2 separate regions of the Homo sapiens genome follow, and region 1 is linked to region 2. Evidence: read pairs that join two places in POLR2A ChIA-PET (ENCODE). Cell type or tissue: Caco-2. All regions are shown on one strand. Links, peaks and the distances in the headings refer to the core of each region. The heading gives the core; the rest is flanking DNA.

Region 1 (10,665 bases), core at 3,087-8,086, 64 kb after region 2:
ACAATAGATTGGAGAAGCAGATATGAGAATCCAGCTGTCTTCTATTAGGCCAGACATTAAAAGATACAGTATTTGCAAATTGTAAAATGATGCCACTCTTCTCAAAATGTTTTTGCTCTGGGAAATAGTTACTTTAAAAAAACTGTTACTGTATTATATAGTGAGTTTATTATTGTTATTTGAAAGCAAAGTAATATAAAATTCTCAAATTTCAGTTTAAAATGTGAATACTGTAAATATTAACGAATAAATTCATATGAACAAAAGCTCTCTGGGGTCTTCAGTTTTAAAGAGGAGAAAAGGGTCCTGAGATGAAAACATTTAAGAACCACTGAGAAAACAGCAAAAACAGAAGTGTCACACATTGAATTTATGCAATTTAAATACTCTTATTTCTTTTTTTTTTAAAAAGAGGAAACCAAGGTAGAAATCATAAAACAGAAGTATGTGAATTCAAGAAAGAAAAACACACATAAGAACCTGAGAGCTGGTCTCCAAGACATTTTTGAAAATAAGCAAATTTAATAAAAAAGCAATAAAGCCCAAATAAGAGAATATATCAGATGATGCTGAAATTAAAAGTGAATTTGATATGTAATTCTATACTACATTTGAAATTCTCCATGAAAAAGATACATTAAAAAATTACCAGCTTGATTTAAGATGAACAAGAAAACATAGTAGACTCACAGCCATAGAAGAATTGTTACAAGTTAGCAGTAATTTCTTCCAAAAATATTCTAGTGCCAGATGTTTTTTATTGGTGAGTTTTTATAAAAATCTGAAGGAACAGATTATTATATAAGCTTTTCCAGAGCACATAAAAATTGGAACACTAACCTAACCTCCACCTCAGAGAGGTAGCACAAAATGAAAACAATAGGCCAATCTCACTTCGGAATACAGATTTTAAAAATCCCAAATAAGGTCCTAGCAAATTGAATTCAACAGAACATTAAAAAAACCATTCAGCAAGATGAAACAGGGTATAATCCAGGAATTCAAGGATAATATAGAAAACTTTAAAGAAAAAATAACGTAAGTAGGTGCCAAAATGTCATTTAAAACTCATCCTGGTAAAAAAAAAAAAAGATTACAAGATTAGAAATAGACTTTCTTACCCCAATGATGAGCATGTAATCATATATTCAATTAAAATATTTATTGAGCATACATCCATTTTCCTTGCTAGTAAAAATTAGGAGCATTCACATTAAAATCAGAGATAGGTTAAGGATGTCTGCTATTCAGAGTAATTACTATTGGAAAGGAGGAGGCAATATTATAATTATTTCTATATGGTATGATTATATCACTAGAAAACGATGAGAATCAACTCAAATTACTCAGAATTTATAAAAGCGCAACGAAATTACCAGATAGAGGTAAATATAAAAAAACCCATAACTTTTCTGTATATTGATAAGAATTTTAGAGATAAAAAGGAACAGATTCCATTCTTTGTCATCATCATCATACCACAGCAAAATGCAATTAAATACCTATGATGAATCTTTACAAGGAATGCAGAGAATTTATATGGAAAATAACAAAACTTCACTGGCAGATGTAAGCTATTTGAATAAACGGTAATAAATGCTATGTTCTTAGACTGAATGGTTTTGTTGCTGTTTTGAGATGGAGTCTTGCTCTGTCGTCCAGGCTAGAGTGCAGTGGTGTGATCTTGGCTCACTGCAACCTTGCCTCCTGGGTTCAAGTGATTCTCATGCCTCAACCTCCTGAGTAGCTGGGACTATGGGCACCTCCCACCATGCCCAGCTAAATTTTTGTATTTTTAGTACAGATGGGGTTTCACCTGTTGGCCAGGTTGTTCTCAAACTCCTGACCTCAAGTAGGCCGTTCGGCTCGGCCTCCCAAAGTGCTGGGATTACAGGTGTAAGCCACTGAGCCTGGCCAGACTGAACATTTTAACCATGTCTACTCCTCCCAAATGAATTTATAGATCTAATACACTCTGGGCATGAATCAGGTTGGAATTCAAGGATCACATTCCTTAAGACATTGACAACCTAACTCAAATAGCAGCCTGCTCTTCCAGCCAGCACTCATTCTCCTCTTCCCCTGTTTTATTTTTTATAGCATGTCTCATCATCTGAAATTACCTTTTTGTTCTTTCGTCTCCAGTTTCCCCGGTAGAATTTTGTAAATGCCATCAGGGCTGGTGTGCCCTTTTCTGAGTATTCCCAGTACCCAGAATTCCACCCGGCACACAGTAAGGACTCAGTACATGTTTATTGAATGAATTTAACATAATTGCGTGCAAACACCCATAGGATTTTTTTTTTCCTTACATATGACAAAATGGTTTCAAAAATTCACCTGGAATAATGCTAGACTGTCTGAAAATTGTTATTGAAAAGAAGCAAGGCTGGGTGCGATGGCTCACACCTGTAATCCTAGCACTTTGGGAGGTCAAGGTAGGCAGATTACTATAGTCCAGGAGTTCGAGGCCAGCCTGGCCAATATGGTGAAACCCTGTCTCTACAAAAAATACAAAAATCGGCCAGGCATGGTGGTGTGAGTCTGTAGTTCCCGCTACTTGGGAGGCTGAGGTAGGAGGATCTCTTGAGCCCAGGGGGGTTGAGGCTGCAGTGAGCCATGATTGCACCACTGCACTCCAGACTGGGCAAAGAGTGAGACCTCGACTCAAAAAAAAAAAAAAAAAAAGAAGAAGAAGAAGAAAGAAAGAAAGAAAGAAAGAAAGAAAGAAAGAAAGAAAGAAAGAAAGAAAGTAGCAAAAGAGGGAAGAATTGCCATGCCAGATACTAAATCACATTTTAAAGCTATGATAACCAAAATACTCTGTGTGGTACAGAAATTATTTGACAGATAAATGGAATACAATAAATGGTAAGTATGTGACTTAGCACATTCTACACATTCCAATGTTAAATAAATGAACCACTCAACAAATTGGTTTGTAAAATTGGCTAAACATTAGGAAGAAATCTACCTTCTCATTTTATACTCTACTCCAAGGTAAATGTTAAAAATGTTGAGAAAAAAAAAAAAAAAGCCAGATACAAAACAGTATATGCTGTATTATTCCATTTATATAAGGTTTTTCTAAAAACAGACAAAAACTAATGTATGGTGTGAACAATCACGGTAGTGGTTCTTTCTGCGGTGGGGAGGTTAGTGACAGAGAGGGGACACTGGAAGGGGCTTCTGGGAGCTGATCAAGTTCTATTTCTTCATCTGAGTACTAGTGACGTGACTGTGTTCACTTTGTGAAAATTCATCAAGCTGTACTTATAGTTTTGAATAGAGAACTTTTCCTGTGTATTTATACTTAGCATTTCAATAAAAAGCTTATCCAACAAATAAGTAAGTGCTAAGCCAGCCAATGGCTCTGGCCAGACAATAGGCTTTTGGCACTTAAACAGGTATCTCTTTTTCACTTGTGCTTTGAGAAGAGGGGATAAAGTCTGTGATGAAAGTTTAACTTACTTAATTGTAATGAATTCAGCAGGTCCATAAAGACCTTGGGTTGAACTATGTCTTCATCCTTTCCAGGGGGGGTCGGATTTCACAGGGGCTCCAAGGGTCCCCATGCTGAATGGTACTGAGAGACCGTGCCCATGACCCTCACATGCTGACAGCAGAAATTTCACTGTTCTCTGAGGCACAGCTGAACATTTTAAAGACCAACACATCAGAGAATAGTAAGTCAGTATTCATATTAAAAGAGGAACATCTAATAGCCCAATCCTCATACTTGCCTAGGTCTGAAATACAAGTGTTGATCAACTTCCGTTTGCCCCCATGAACATCTTGGTACCACCTCAAGCCAATGAGCTGAGTTAGGGGACACCATATTTACTGGATACAACTCAAACGGTGCTTGATCTTAGTTCACTATCAGTTAGTTATAAAGGCATGTGCCATGTAAAACTTTTTTTTTTTTTTTTTTGAGACGAAGTTTCACTCTTTTGCCCAGGCTAGAGTTAAGTGGAACCATCTTGGCTCACTGCAACCTCCACCCCCCCGGTTCAATCGATTCTGCCGCCCCAGCCTCCCGAGTAGCTGGGATTATAGGCTCGCCACCACACTCTGATAATTTTTGTATTTTTAGTGGAGATAGGATTTCCCCATGTTGGCCAGGCTGGTCTGGAACGCCTGACCTCAGGTGATCCACCTGCCTTGGCCTCCCAAAGTGCTGGAATTACAGGCATGAGCCACCACGCCCAGTGTGCCACGTAAACTTTTGATACTGATTGTTGGCTTGATAAGTCTAGAAAAAAATTGTCTTTTGCTTTTGGAAAGGTATTTATTGTCTAGACAAAGTCTCAAAGCACAATTATGTGGATCTCTAACCATATAATCCTGGACTAATTTGTATAACAGTAGCAACAATTAAAATACCATAGTAGGGCCGGGAGCAGTGGCTCATGCCTGTAATCCCAGCACTTTGGGAGGCCAAGGCAGGTGGATCACTTGAGGTCAGGGGTTCAAGACCACCCTAGCCCACATGGTGACACTGTCTCTACTAAAATACAAAAATTAACTGGGCATGGTGGCACATGCCTGTAATCCAGCTACTCAGGAGGCTGGGACAGGAGAATTGCTTGAACCTGGGAGGAAGAGGTTGCAGTGAGCTGAGATCATGGCACTGCACTCCAGCCTGAGCAACAGAGTGAGATTCCATCTCAAAAAAAAAAAAAAAAAAAATTACTAGTAATGACATCTGATGTTTATTGAATAAGTATTTTGTGCCAGTCATTGTGCTAGATGCTTTACCTGTTTTACCTTATTTAACCTTCCCAATAACCCTATGAGATAAATATTATTGTCAATTCATCTTACAGGTAAAGAAAATGACATACGGAGAGGTCAGGTAACTGACTGAAGGCTATAGAGCCAGAAAGCTGCGTGGCTGAGAGTAGAACTCTTAACTTGCACAATTCTGCTCATACTGAAATGTTTGAGACAGTACTTTGGGTCCTTTGGCCAGTGAAACTGATAATTCAAATTTTTCTTAAAATTCCAAGTGAGTCCTAGCCATGCACGATTTTGTAAGTTAAGGAGGACCTAGCAATGATGTGGAGTATTTATTTACAAGAAATCTTAATGCAGTTGATTAAATCCTTTTTCTCTGATCAACAAATTTTTACCCTACCAACAGAAATTATCTTACAGGTTAATATTGGTCTTCTCGCAGCAATTCTAAAAACTTGGCAAATATGTGATTTGTTAGGGATAATTAAAAATCAAGGAATTCAACTGAAAGCATTCATGTAGGACAGGATCTATGCTGCCTGCTGAGAACCTGCTGTTTGGATTGGGACCTTTGTATGGGAGAAGGCTTAGAGAACCTTGGTGTTCCCAGAACTTACCAACAAAACAGGAAAGACAGGAAAGGCTGGACTAGGTTTCAAAAGTACTGCTTTAGAGACAAGGGAAGGGATTTAGCTTATCTCAAATGCAACCACTCCCCTCTTTTTAAAGAGGACTGATTACCTAAATTTCCAACTCCCAAAATTATTTATCCGTCTTTTCTACTCTGATTTGCTCCAGATCATCTCAAGTTTCCAAGTGCAGTTTATCACTCCCTGATGTAGCAATACTGTGGTGTGTATTACGTTCTTCTATCATAAGGTGCTCAACCTACAGTCACTGATTAAAAACACACGCAAAAACTCTGGTTTTCTAACACGGTCAAATTTACTGTTTGGAATCACAGAGCCCACTGACATAGCAGTATCCTTGTTATTAGTCACTTCCCCTGCCTCAGACTCTTCCTATAGGCCAGGCCTTTTTACAGCAGCCGCTCCCCCTCCTCCTCTACAACTGCCCCAAACTGTCTGCAGAGCAGAGGCAGGACCCTGTCACAACTCTTCTCCAGCCGAGCATCTTCAGATTTAATACAAAGGATGTGGTTCAGGATGAAACAGGCCTAGCTATACCCTGTATTTGCAGTCTCAAATGTCAAGGTCACCCTCACTTATTTCATAAGTGACTAAGTCCAGAACATGCCTCACATTCTTCCTTCTCTGTACCTTAGCTTGTGCTGCTTCTTCAGATTGAAATGCTCTTTCCCTATTTCTTCTGAGAAAAGCCTATCCATCCACCAAAACAAGGGTGGGCAAACCACAGCATGAGGGCTAAACTTGGCGGCTGGCTTTTTTGGTATATCGTATTTTATTGGAGCATAGGCACCCCCATTCATTCACATATTGTCTATGCTGCTTTCTCACTGTGCAGCTGAGTAGCTGTAACAGAGGCCAAATGGCCTGCAAAGCCCAAGATATTTACTATATGGTCTTTCCAAAAAAAAGGTTGCCAGCCCCTGCTCTACAAGCCCAGTTTAAATACCACCTCCCCCAGGTGCCTCCTCTGATTATCCTATTAGAGTTAATTTCTCCATCCTTTGCACTCCCATAGCACTGGGTCTCTTTTCAAAGTCATCAAAGGATTTCCAAATGGACAGTAAATGCCTTTCAGGGAAGGGGCCATGTATCGTTCAACTCTTTCTCTTCATAATATATTGTACACAGTAGGTGCTTACAGATATCCATTGAAATGTTTAATTATCTTGCAGGAATATCAATTCAGACAAAGAGCAATGTTTTCTTTAATCAAAGAAAGAAAATCAGTCCTGATTCACACTAAACACTAGATAATAAAGGGAAAAATAAATATTGATCAATGAGACAAATTCTGCCCCCAAAGCATAACAAATATAGGCGTGACTATAAGGCCACAAAGAAAGTTAAAGGGTGGGGCTATGTGAAAGTACATTTTCCAAGGAAGAACATGAATATTGATTCAGAATTCAGACAGAAGGAGTGAGTCTTTCCCATGCTGACATTTATATGGTTTCTAATTCAGAGAATAGTGTCTGGCTTGGGGACAGAGTAGGGTAGAGTCAGGAGATGCCAAAAGTTATTCTTAAAGCTGTTGATGCTAAAACAGCCAGAGCAAAGCTAATAAAGGCGGTTCATGATGAGAGGGAGAAAGGAGGCTTATCTTCAAAGACCACCCCTTCAGTGACTTATCTGCAAGACTTCAAGGTTTAGAAGAAGAGCACAATGTGCCTAGAGTTCTGCTTAATAAAAAAGGGGAAAGGGTGCTCAACTTCTTCCATGGGAAAGTAAGGCCTGAAGAGAGAAGAGGGCAATCTTAGAAGGCAGGTTTCACATTTCTGAAGCTCTGATGCTCACGAGGAAGGAAGAGAGGCTCCCAGTGAGAGCAGTAACCATGGAGAAGCAAAGGGTGGGTCATCCCCAGCTGTTGGTTAAGAAATCTTCAAGATTACTGTTTTTCTCAGGAGTCACTTCTCTTTCATTAAGTCAACTATATTTATTAAACGTTGTTTAAACCTTAGATATCTCTTCTTGGGGCTTAGCTTGTATTAGTTCCCTAATGTGGTAGCTCAGTGATCTAACATATCACAAAAAAGCAAGACTTTGATTCAAACAGGGAAGATTTAAATGCACTTCCAAGTGGGTTAGGGAATAGGCGGATCTAGGGACAGTGTTAACCACATTGGACTTGCAGATAATGGATTCTCAGCTATTATCCTAATCCAGATAGGAGACCTGGGAGCGATTAACAGCCCTGCTGAAGATGCTGTCCTTAGGCGCTGCTGCCTAGAGTGGGCTAGGAGACAATGTTATTCCTCATGCAAGGATAGCGGTGTCAAATCACTTCCATAAAAATTCAAGACTCAGCCAGCTCAGCAACTGTTTCCTGCATTTGAGGAAAGTATCACATTAAGTGTAGGAAAACAGGTGTGGGCATTTTGCATATTTCTGAGACAGACGATACAATTAAAAGCAAAAACAAACCACAGCTTAACTATTTCCCCAGAAAATGAAAGACAAATCCATGTACAAACAGGAAAACTCAGTCTCACATTTCCAGGGTAGCTAGGTGCTAACTATCAATACAAAGCAGAAAATGTGAAACAATCAGCAGAAGGGGGTGGGGCAGAGTTGATTTCCTTTCGTTCCAGCATATCTGAAAGCTTTTCAAGGCAAAGGACTCTGAAAGTGAAAAGAAAGTCCCTGTAAACAGATGCAAGGACATCAGAGCTGTCCTAAATCAAAGGGAGGTGCGCTGTCAGACACCATGTGGAAAGTATGTAATCCAAAAGTAAGTCCAGGAGTGCTAAAACAAACAACAGCATCTTTCCAAATCACAGCAAGAGGGCACAGTCTCTTTGGCATGGAATCTTTGTTTTGTGAATATTTGGTTCTGGACAAGAGTCATAAAAGCTTTTGGTGAAGAAAAGGCAAGAACTGAGTCCAAATAAAAAACAAATACTCAATGATCACTTTCCTCATCTACCAGCATTGACGAGGAACATTCAGCCAAGAGTCAGGATATCACTTTGAGTTGTTTGTGACTTAATCGTCTCCAGGGGCTGCCATGACCTGCAGCAGGTAACAAAGCCCAGCGCAGCATCTTGTCCTGATGCCTCAGAGCTGACCATTGGTGCCTATTATATCACATGCTTAAATACTCTTTCAAAAACACACTTGAAGTGTTGGCGAGAATGTGGAGACATTGAAACTCTGGTTGGAAGATAAAATGGGGCAGTTGCTGTAGACAGCAGTTTGGCAGTTTCTCAAAAAGTTAAATATAGAGTTACCATATGACTCATCAATTCCACTCCTAGGTATATACCCAAAAGAATTGGAAGTAGTGACTCAAACAGGTAGTTGTATGCCAATGTTCATAGCGCATTATTCACAATAACCAAAAGAGAGAAACAGCCCAGGTGCCCATCAACAGATGAATGGATAAACAAAATGTGGCATATACATAAAAAAGAAATGAAATTCTGGTGCATATTACCACAGGGATGAATCTTGAAAACATTATGCTAAGTGAAATAAGCCAGACACAAAAGGACAGATACTGTGTGATTCTACTTGTATGAGGTTCCTAGAATAGGTCAGTGCATGAGGCAGAGAGTTGAAGTTACCAGGGGCTTGGAGGACGGGGAAAGAAGGGGGCTATTGTTTACTGAGTACAGCTTTTGGGATAAGAAAATATTCTGAGGCTGGGCGCAGTAGCTCACACCTGTAATCCCAGCACTTTGGGAGGCCGAGGTGGGCAGATCACGAGGTCAAGAGATTGAGACCATCCTGGCCAACATGGTAAAACCCTGTCTCTACTAAAAATACAAAAATTAGCCAGGCATGGTGGTGCATGCCTGTAGTCCCATCTACTTAAGAGGCTGAGGCAGGAGAATCGCTTGAACCCGGGAGGCAGAGGTTGCAGTGAGCTGAGATCGTGCCACCGCACTCCAACCTGGGCGACACAGCGAGACTCCGTCTCAAAAAAAAATTCTGAAAATGGATCGTGGTGATAGCAGTGAATGTACTTAATGCCACTGAATTATACACTTAACATCATTAAAATGATAAATGTTATGTTTATATATATTTTACCACAATAAAAAAAGAAAAAACACACACTTGATGTTTTATTTCTCTAAAATGTTCTACTCTTTTTAAGAGCTGGATACTCTTTTAAAAGCTAGTTCCAGAAGGTCTGCTGAGGCAAGATGGTGCAAGTCTAGTGACTAAGATAATAACTATGGAGATTTAGCCCAAGGATTCCCAAAGAGAGCATGGGATGCATGATTGTAATCAAGTTTGAGGTAGCAGTGGGGACAGGGATGGAACAGTGAGGAGGGTGCAAGATGGCTGCAAGGAATTCAGTGGAACATGTCTTTCTTCCAGTGGCTGGGAAGTGAGAAGACACAAATACCACCCCACCCTGCCATATTTTTCTTGCAAATGGCCATGGTCATAAACATGCAGGGAAGGTCATAAGTGAGGCCTGTGCCCAGGTTCAAGTCCTGACTCCACCCCTCACAAATTGTTTACCACAGGCAGGTCCCTCAACTATAAAATGCAGATGATGACATTAGTTCCCACCTTGTGTGAGTGTTGTGAGGGTTAGATGAAGGAGGTGGGAGACCCAGGATTCCAAGCATCTAGTGAGTAGTAATATGACTCCAGTACCACGAGCGAGGTCTCATGATCAAGAGGGGCTAAGATGTCTGAGCACAGAACCCCCACACGGGCTGCACACCATGCATGGGCCTCAGGAGAGCCAGCACGACCTTTATTTCTGTATCCACACCACTGAGCACAGTTCCTGGCTCATGGTGTGTACTCCAGAGAAGACTGTCTAAGGCTGGCCTGTTTGTCTTCAAGGATTGCACGGCCTCACCGGGAAGAGCACAGACATGTAAACAGATAAACTACAGTAAAATATATTTAAGTACCGAGCTGGAGAGATGATCAGAGTTCTATGAGAATCCAAAGAAAAACTGACTTTCTTTGCTTTTCTTTTTTTTCTGTCCTTTATTCTTCTGCCATGTATTAAGAAAGCAAGAAAGGACTCCAAACACCACAGGGCTGGCTATAAAAGGGCATTTTAAGATGGTACTTCTGTTGTTGGGGCTGCCTCACAGCTGTTCAGAGATAAGCAATCTAGGGGCCCACTACCAAGAACTGAGTGAAATCTGGAAAGTAAACCAAAGGAGGGGGATTGGATTGGAAGCTAAGGATTCAGAGTGAGCTGATGAATGTGAACTTAATGGTACATAAAACGGTCATTCAAAGAAAACCTTAGATATTTATTGTTATTTTAAAAATATCATTCTGAAATAAGTGGCCTACA
Region 2 (7,865 bases), core at 318-5,317:
GAGCCTGGGAGATTGAGGCTGCAGTGAGCCATGATTGTGCCACTGCACTCCAGCCTGGGCAATGGAGTAGGACCCTGTCTCAAAAAAAGAAAAGAAAAAGAAAAAGAAAAAGTCTGCCTAAGGGTCATCTGACTCTGTAAAGGCAGATAAATTTGCCTGACACTTGACATGCTATTTACCAGTGATTAGGGCCCAGATTCTATGAAAAGTTATAGAAAACTGAAAACGTACAAATGATTTTTATCTAATTAAAAAAAAAACCTCCAAAGGTTAGTTTTATTACACTGTAGATCATTAACTCATTTTTGCTACTAACTTAGGAATCTTATTCTAGCATTATTTTTCATTAACAATTCCCGTATCAGTTTTGCAAACCCTCCTCTGTCATCTGCTCTGTTATTAGTTAAATGAGACATCAGCCCATGCTCACCATATACTTGGATGAGAATTATATTTTTATTACTCTGCAAATTAGGTTTTGACCCTTTTAGGGCCCTTTCCCCTTGTTCTTCTTCAAGTGTCCCATTTATCATTCAATAACCAGTTCAAGGCCAGGCGCAGTGGCTCACGCCCGTAATCCCAGCACTTTGGGAGGCTGAGGTGGGCAGACCATTAGTGCTCAGGAGTTCAAGACCAGCCTGGCCAACATGGCAAAACCCTGTCCCTACAAAAAATACAAAAATTAGCCAGGCGTGGTAATGTGCACCTGTAGTCCCAGCTACTCGGGAGGCTGATGCAGGAGAATTGCTTGAATCCAGGAGGCGGAGTTTGCTGAGATCGTGCCACTGCAATCTGGCCTGGGCAACAGAGCTAGACTCTGCCATAAAAACAAAAACAAAACCAAAAAACCGAAACAGTTCAAGACCTCTCCCGAGACACTTTTCTTGGCCTCTCCAGGCTGATGTTTTTGTGACTTGCATTATCCTCTCTCTGTGAACAGCTCACCTACGACACCAACTACACTGGCTTCTCGTTTTTTGCTTCCTCCTTTGTTTTCCTTACCAGGCTCAAACCTAATTGCTCCAGCTTTGTCAAGGGTGGGCTTCCCAGAAGTGGGTTGACTTGCTAAAGGCTATCAGCTCCTGAGTTCATCCTGAAAGACAGGTGTGCCTGCTAAACAGACTGCATTTTATGCATGGTCCAAGTCTTGTATTTCTAACTCAGATTTAGACTGACTTATATCTGTTCCTAAGGTCCTGTGCATAAGTGACCTGAAGTGACCCGGTAATAGGCGACCTAAATGGAGGGGCCTTCTTACAAGGCTGGGCAAGGGAAGATGTTGCAGGGCTCCTCCTCGGGGGTCGGCTTCATGCTGGAGTCACAGTAACTCTCAGGAGCCTCTTCATGAGTGCTTCTGTGCACACAGCGGAAAATAGGGTACTGCGATCCTGCAACAACAGGAGAATGTCTGAAGGACAGTCCCACACACTGGAAAGCTGGGCTATGGGTGGAGATGCACAGAGATTCGGGTGCTGATGAAGAGAGGGCACAGAAACAGTGAGGACAATTCACACATGCATGCACACTTACGCTCCCCCTTCATTTGAGGGTTTACACACACCTACCTCACAGGTCTTTGCTAGGAACTGTGGGGGTGCAAAGAAGAGCCTGCCCTAAAAGGAATCAATAATCTATTTGTGGACACGGTCTAAATATGCTCAAAGGCAGATACAAAGCATCTTCATTATAGTTCAAGATAACAAAAGAGAGATTCCCTAGGCAGGGGAATGATTATAGAAGGAACACAAATAGTAACTTTTCTAAAGTTCTCTGGAAGCGTCAAAGAGAAAGTGTCCTAAATGGGCCAAGCTTCGTTCTAGAGAAAGAATTGGGTTTGGGTAGATATGTGCATGTATATTTTGGAGGGAGGAGGCTGTCTAGGTCATTAAACTGGAATGAAAGTACCTGCCTGACAAACTAGCCTGCTACACCAGGTACATTTAAGGGATAGGTTGAAGCACAGAAGTAGAAGATTCAAGAAAGGGCGGAAGAGCAGCTGCCTCCCCCTTTGGCAAGCGTCTTTCATGTTCTTCTAATAAAGTACCCATCCAATGGTATTTCAGTGATCTGAGCATTTGTCTACTTCCCATGAGACCGTGAGCTTCTGAGGGACAGGGCTACTTCTTAATCTCTGTAGCCCCAGTACCTAGGAGAGTAGCAGGGGCTCAATAAATGACCGTGTTGAATGAATGTTTGAATGGTGTTGAATGAATGTTTATAACTGTTTTAGGTTTTTTGTTTTACTTTCATTGGATTAATAAGGATACATCTATTTTCGATAAAAAGCCAGAATTTGTTAAATGGAATGTCTAGGTGTCAATTAAAAAAAAAAAAAAAAAAAAAAAAGCTGATTCAATTCTGCCTTCCTTTCTCTGCTGCCACCTGGTGGCAACACTGAGCTATTATTAATGGACGTTTATAACGTGAGAAATGTAACCCCTGAACCTGAACCAACCACGGGAAGATGCTTCTTCACAAATAACTGTCTTCCCCACAGTCCAGGCCAGTATACAACTCCTGCCGGGAAGAACACTATACTTTATTCTACAACTCTGTCTTATCTCTGTTGCTAATTGGCCAGGCATTCATATTTTCTGAAGTTCCAACTCCTTACAATTTTAACTGCAACATAGGGGCTATCTTTTAACATAAACATCTTAATATTTCATCAGTCATGAAAGTGTTTCAGTGGTTTTTCAAGCTCATCTTGTATGACACACTGACCCAGAGGGTAGTAAGAAACTTGACAGTTTGCAAGACAGTGTTGAATCTGAAACGATCATTTGTTTAAATTACCCTGGTAGTAAAAATTTACAGTGTGGCTATAACTTGAGACCATTATTTAAAATAACGTTCCAATTAAGCACAATTATTGGCTGAGTAAAAGGCAGTACTGACTGTAAAGTTAATGGGATGCAAAGAACTTTTGTGGAATTAAAGTTTGTCCAGCTACAGATCTCCTTCCATTAAATAGAACAGATTTTTAATTAAATTCAACAAACATTAAGTACACTGTGCAGTTATAAAGGTGAATACATGGTTCACAGCTTGCAGTGGGACCCGGCTATTAAGGGATTAAGTAAAGATCTTATTTAGCCTATTCCTTTTCCTTCAGACCATGCGGGTTTAGCTTTTCCACTTAGATGTTTGTGGATAGGAAAGCAAAAGGAACTATCTCAACCACTTGGCACTCAAATAAGGGAGAAATCAAATTTTTTTAATCAAAAGGATACAGGCTCCCATAGGAATGCTCTGTGTCTTGGGAAGATGGGTCCTGCTGGGGTTGTCCAGCACCTGGCCACTGCTTGTCTTCCCTTGACATTTTACGGCGTTTATGGACATTGTCCATGGTCCAGCTCCACGGAAATGAACTCAGAGGCCCTCTGGCTCTCTGAAGGTGGGAAAATGCCAGATCTACAAATCTTTTTTTATTTTTTTTGAGACAGAGTTTAGCTCTGTCACCCAGGCTGGAGTGAAGTGGCACGATCTCTGCTCACCACAACCTCCACCTCCCGGGTTCAAGTGATTCTCCTGCTTCAGCCTCTCAAGTAGCTGGGATTACAGGTGCCTGCCACTGCGCCTGGCTGATTTTTGTATTTTTAGTAGAGATGGGGTTTTGCCGTGTTGTCCAGGCTTGTCTTAAACTCCTGACCTCAGGTGATTTGCCCACCTCGGCCTCCCAAAGTACTGGGATTACAGGCATAAGCCACGGCGCCTGACCCATATCTACAACTCTTGAGTCTAGTGACCGCAGTGGTTTCCTTCTTTGGGTCAGTTTTAATATATTTAGAAAGGGAGACAGCACCTGGCCACCTCCCATTGTTCAAGATTGCAATTCAATTATTCCTCTATTTGCTAGCAAGCAGGAACAAGGTGGTGAGGTCAGGCACTGGCTGGGCTTCAGGCAGCAGGAAAACTATTCGAGATCAGTTCGGTTGCCTTATATGCGGACATGTTGATCAAAATAGAAATATGTCATGTTGAAGGGGGGAACTGTACACAGGTAATTAGCAGATAATAAATGAGGTCAGTGAATTCAGGGGCTAGTGTAGAGGTCAGTGGGACATTATGGAAGAGAGACAAAATAAAGAGCAAGAAAAAAGTAAATGACTTTAGACTTGGAACTCTAGGAATCAAATGAAACAAGCCAAGAGTTTGACAGAGGCCTGATCAATGGCTGTGTGAGTATGGACCACTCTTGGATGCCAGCAACAGGGCCCTTCCCTGAGATGGTGATATCATGATGCTGGAAGCACTTAGACAAAGGGAAATTTGACCATGAAAAGCACAGAACTGTGTGGTGTGGTTAGCTCCACCAGGGAGGACTGGAGAAGGGTTTAGGCGAGGGTATGTGAGAAAATACACAATGGGATCACAAGGGGAACAGACTTATTCTGTGCATAAGTGACTTGGACAATGCCGGGAGGCTTGGGATTTCCTGGTCACTTGCCATGACTGCTGACGACCATTAGATGTGCTCTGCATCTGTGCCTCCGCATTGCCTCACCTACCCTGCATGTCTGGTGCCATCACCGCCTGGGACAGAGCAAAGGAGAGGCCTCCACGGGCCGCTGCCACTTGTCACTTGAAAGAAAAAGGAACTAGGATTGCCAGAGAAGGGAGGGATGAGAAACAACACATCCCTAGGTTTGCTTTATTTCCAAGGCACCTCTTCAGTATCTCTTGGGCCTGAGAACTGGTGCCATTTACTGGGTAAAGAAGAGCTAGACATGTCGCCTCAGACATTCTGAGTGGCAGATGCCGAGTGTGTGTGTGTGTGTGTGTGTGTGTGTGTGTGTGTGTGTGTGTACATGCACACATGGGTGTATATGGGCTAAATATTGAAAATGGGTCCTGTGCATGCTCAGTCCCATACCTCACACTCTTGTGAATTTCTGTGTGTGTGTTTCTGCAATGCAAAGGACAGAAGATTAAACAAAATCATATGGAAATCTAGAGAAAGAGATTGTTCAGTTTTTTTGTTTTGTTTTGTTTTGTTTTGAGACGGAGTCTTGCTCTGTTGCCCAGGCTGGAGTGCAGTGGCATGATCTTGGCTCATTGCAACCTCCGCCTCCTGGGTTCAAGCAATTGTCCTGCCTCAGCCTCCCGAGTAGCTGGGATTACATGCATGCATCACCATGCCCAGATAATTTTTGTATTTTTGGTGAGGACAGGGTTTTTTGCCACGTTGGCCAGGCTGCTCTTGAACTCCTGACCTCAAGTGATACACCTGCCTTGGCCTCCCAAAATGCTTCGATTACAGGTATGAGCCACCATGCCCGGCCGCTTATTCAATTTCTAACAGGTAAATCCACATTCTTTATGCTATGTTGACAGAACATGGGAAAAGGCAGTAATAGACTTGTATATCTAGGATACAATAAAGATGTAAAATCTACCCTTATGTCTTTTCTAGTAGCTCATATATTCCGCATTTGAAATGTGGTGATGATATAGTCACTTATTCAAAAAACACAGGAGTGCCTACTGTGTGCTTGGTATGATGCCTGGTGCAGAAGTTGCAAAGTGTATATTCATGGAGACAGCCAAGCCAAGCAGGGCTGGGACAGAAATGTGTCCTGAATTGCTGTGAGGTCCCAAGGATGAAATGCCTACCTGTTCTTTGCAGAATCAGGAAGGCTTTGCAGAAGAGGTGGTCTCAGAGCTTGGAGTACGAGCAGGACTTTGCTGGCCAGATACCAGAGTGTCGTAAAGGAGGGATACTAGCATATAGTGAGGTAGTAACAGTTATGTTTTGCCTTCAGTCTATCAAAACCTTGCTTTCTTTAAATTTCAACTCCATACCTCAGTGTGGATGACACAGCGTGCGGATGGGTTGTGGGGGCAAAAACTGGAACATTTGGTTATGAGTTTGCTCCATTAGAGAGACCGTGGGAGCGTCTGGAGGAGACACAGGGAACCAGCACATGCATTTGCCCTCATCTCATCCTGCTCACAACACAAGGCCTATGGGCTCCGGACAGGGTGAAAGAGAATCTTCTCCACATGGCACCCTTTGTTGAAAACCACGCAGTGACAGCTTTCATCCTTTTTATGACTTTCCCTATTTTCACCTAGTTCTGAGTGTATCTGGTTCCTTTGATGGGCATCACACATTACCTAAAGGTAGAATATTTCAATAATAATACATTTTGATTTCGGGTTCCTATATCAATTATGTTACATACTGCTTACCTCTATAATATCACAGAGTCTCACCAAAATGGTTTTGGCCTTAATGCAAAAATATTTCTAGCTTTCTGACTCTGTCAAGACATATTTTATATGCATTTAATTTTTCCTCACAAAGTATATAAAAGAAGTTGGTCCAATGAATCTGCAGTCCAGATTCTTTGCACATTTATTAAGTATAAGCATAATAAAATTTGCACAATAAAACCTCTATAAATCAACACTCCAGTTACCAAATCATTATGGAACTGCAGAGGTTCCAGGCAGGAAAAGCTCCAGCCCCCAAGAAGAACCAAAGACCTAAATTCTATTCTCAAAAGCCACTAAGCCAATGCTCTTATGAAAAAGATAAAAACTTTAGAAGCTGTCATGAGATTTTTCAGTGTGCTAATTTTGTGAGAGGTTCCAAACTTTGTACTCTTAGATACCAGTATCAAAAGAAAAGAAAAGAAAGGAAAAGAAAAAAAAAAAGCAAAGCAAAGCAAAGCAAAAAAAAAAAACCACCCCAAACCAATGCTCTGGGACATCACACAGTTCCCCAGTTTGCAGAGATTCCTGGGGGATACAGCCTTCCTGTTTCTTTAGCAACCTCCCCTCAAAGAAGAGCTGTTTCAGGGGATAAAATAGGACTTTACTACAAACAGGAGGCTATTATCATATATATGAAGGAAATTATAACTACACAGTTCATAGGTGTATCTTTGCAATGAGTCAGCTTGAAACAGAAGCAGCATTGATTTCCAATCTGGTATGGAATGTCAGATAAAGGGTTTCTGGACAGCACATTCCACATGTATCTTAACTTTGGAGTTTTCAAGGAAACGGGACCCTGGGTCCACTTCATCATCCTGATGTGACCCCTGTAACACTGCCATGTCTTGCTTTCAGCCTATCACAACCCTACTTTATTTAAATTTCACCTAAACTGTATCCTCCCAAATCCTACAACTCTATCTTTTCTTTTGTTTGGAGAGACGCCCCATGCTTCCTCCGGTGTGTGGACTCCCTTGTGGTGAGGGGTCAATAAAGCTGACTTTGTTGGGCTTCAGGTTTGTCCCTGGTGGTCCTAGCTGATCAGGTTGGAATAATGAATGAATACAGGGTTGGGATTTTACCGGGATAGTATGGGAGCTGTGAGTGTTGGTCAGTGTAAAAGCCAGCTAACACGCCAAGCCTGCAAAGTTTTGTTTTTTTTTTTTTTTTCTGAAATCCTGAGATTTGAGAATGAGTTTCAACTGGGATTTGTGTAAGTCTTCCACAACCCTGACTTGGAGATTAAATTTTAGATCTTGAAGTACATGAGTGTATTCCGTTTATTAATGAATATATGTGCACAGCAGGCCTGAGTTGCTCAAACCCTGCACATGCCAAAGACAGGCCCTTGACCAGCTCCTGAGAGAGAACCTCTAAGCCCTTGGAATATGCCACCTGATAAGAGTGTTTTTTTATGCTGAGGTCTTGGGCCACGCAGTATTGGTTTGGCTTCTGGGATGGTAAAGGGAGAGTAGCTAGTGTCACTCATGTGGGAGCTGCATACCTAGACGAGAGACCCCAGTAAAAACCCTGGACACCAAATCTTGGGTGAGCATCTCTGGTTGGCAGTACTTGGCATGTGTTCTCAGCCTCTGAATTACACCATTTCTGAGAGAATTAAGTGCATCCCTGTGTGACTC

What was found. ChIA-PET counts read pairs that join two places held together with the same protein. Peaks named below come from ENCODE experiments on the same cell type or tissue, not always from the same donor. Only the 100,000 strongest peaks of a DNase experiment are listed, where the experiment ranks them.
Region 1: POLR2A ChIA-PET joins it to region 2 with 6 read pairs; 2 of 35 experiments call an interaction of 5 or more read pairs at or near these places.

What each region holds. Positions count from the first base shown.
Region 1 is chr15:71,674,944-71,685,608 of GRCh38, reverse strand. The region is part of intron 8 of THSD4 (thrombospondin type 1 domain containing 4); the gene reads right to left. Among named protein-coding and RNA genes, the nearest start is that of THSD4-AS2, 11 kb to the left of the region's middle. In Caco-2, for the core only: no CTCF peak of the experiment used is centred there; a DNase peak (open chromatin) is centred at 5,328.
Region 2 is chr15:71,738,629-71,746,493 of GRCh38, reverse strand. It overlaps THSD4 (thrombospondin type 1 domain containing 4), which reads right to left. Exons shown (of 18, transcript NM_024817.3): 12 at 1,259-1,388. Among named protein-coding and RNA genes, the nearest start is that of THSD4-AS2, 51 kb to the right of the region's middle. In Caco-2, for the core only: a CTCF peak has its summit at 2,394 (motif pointing left); a DNase peak (open chromatin) is centred at 2,393.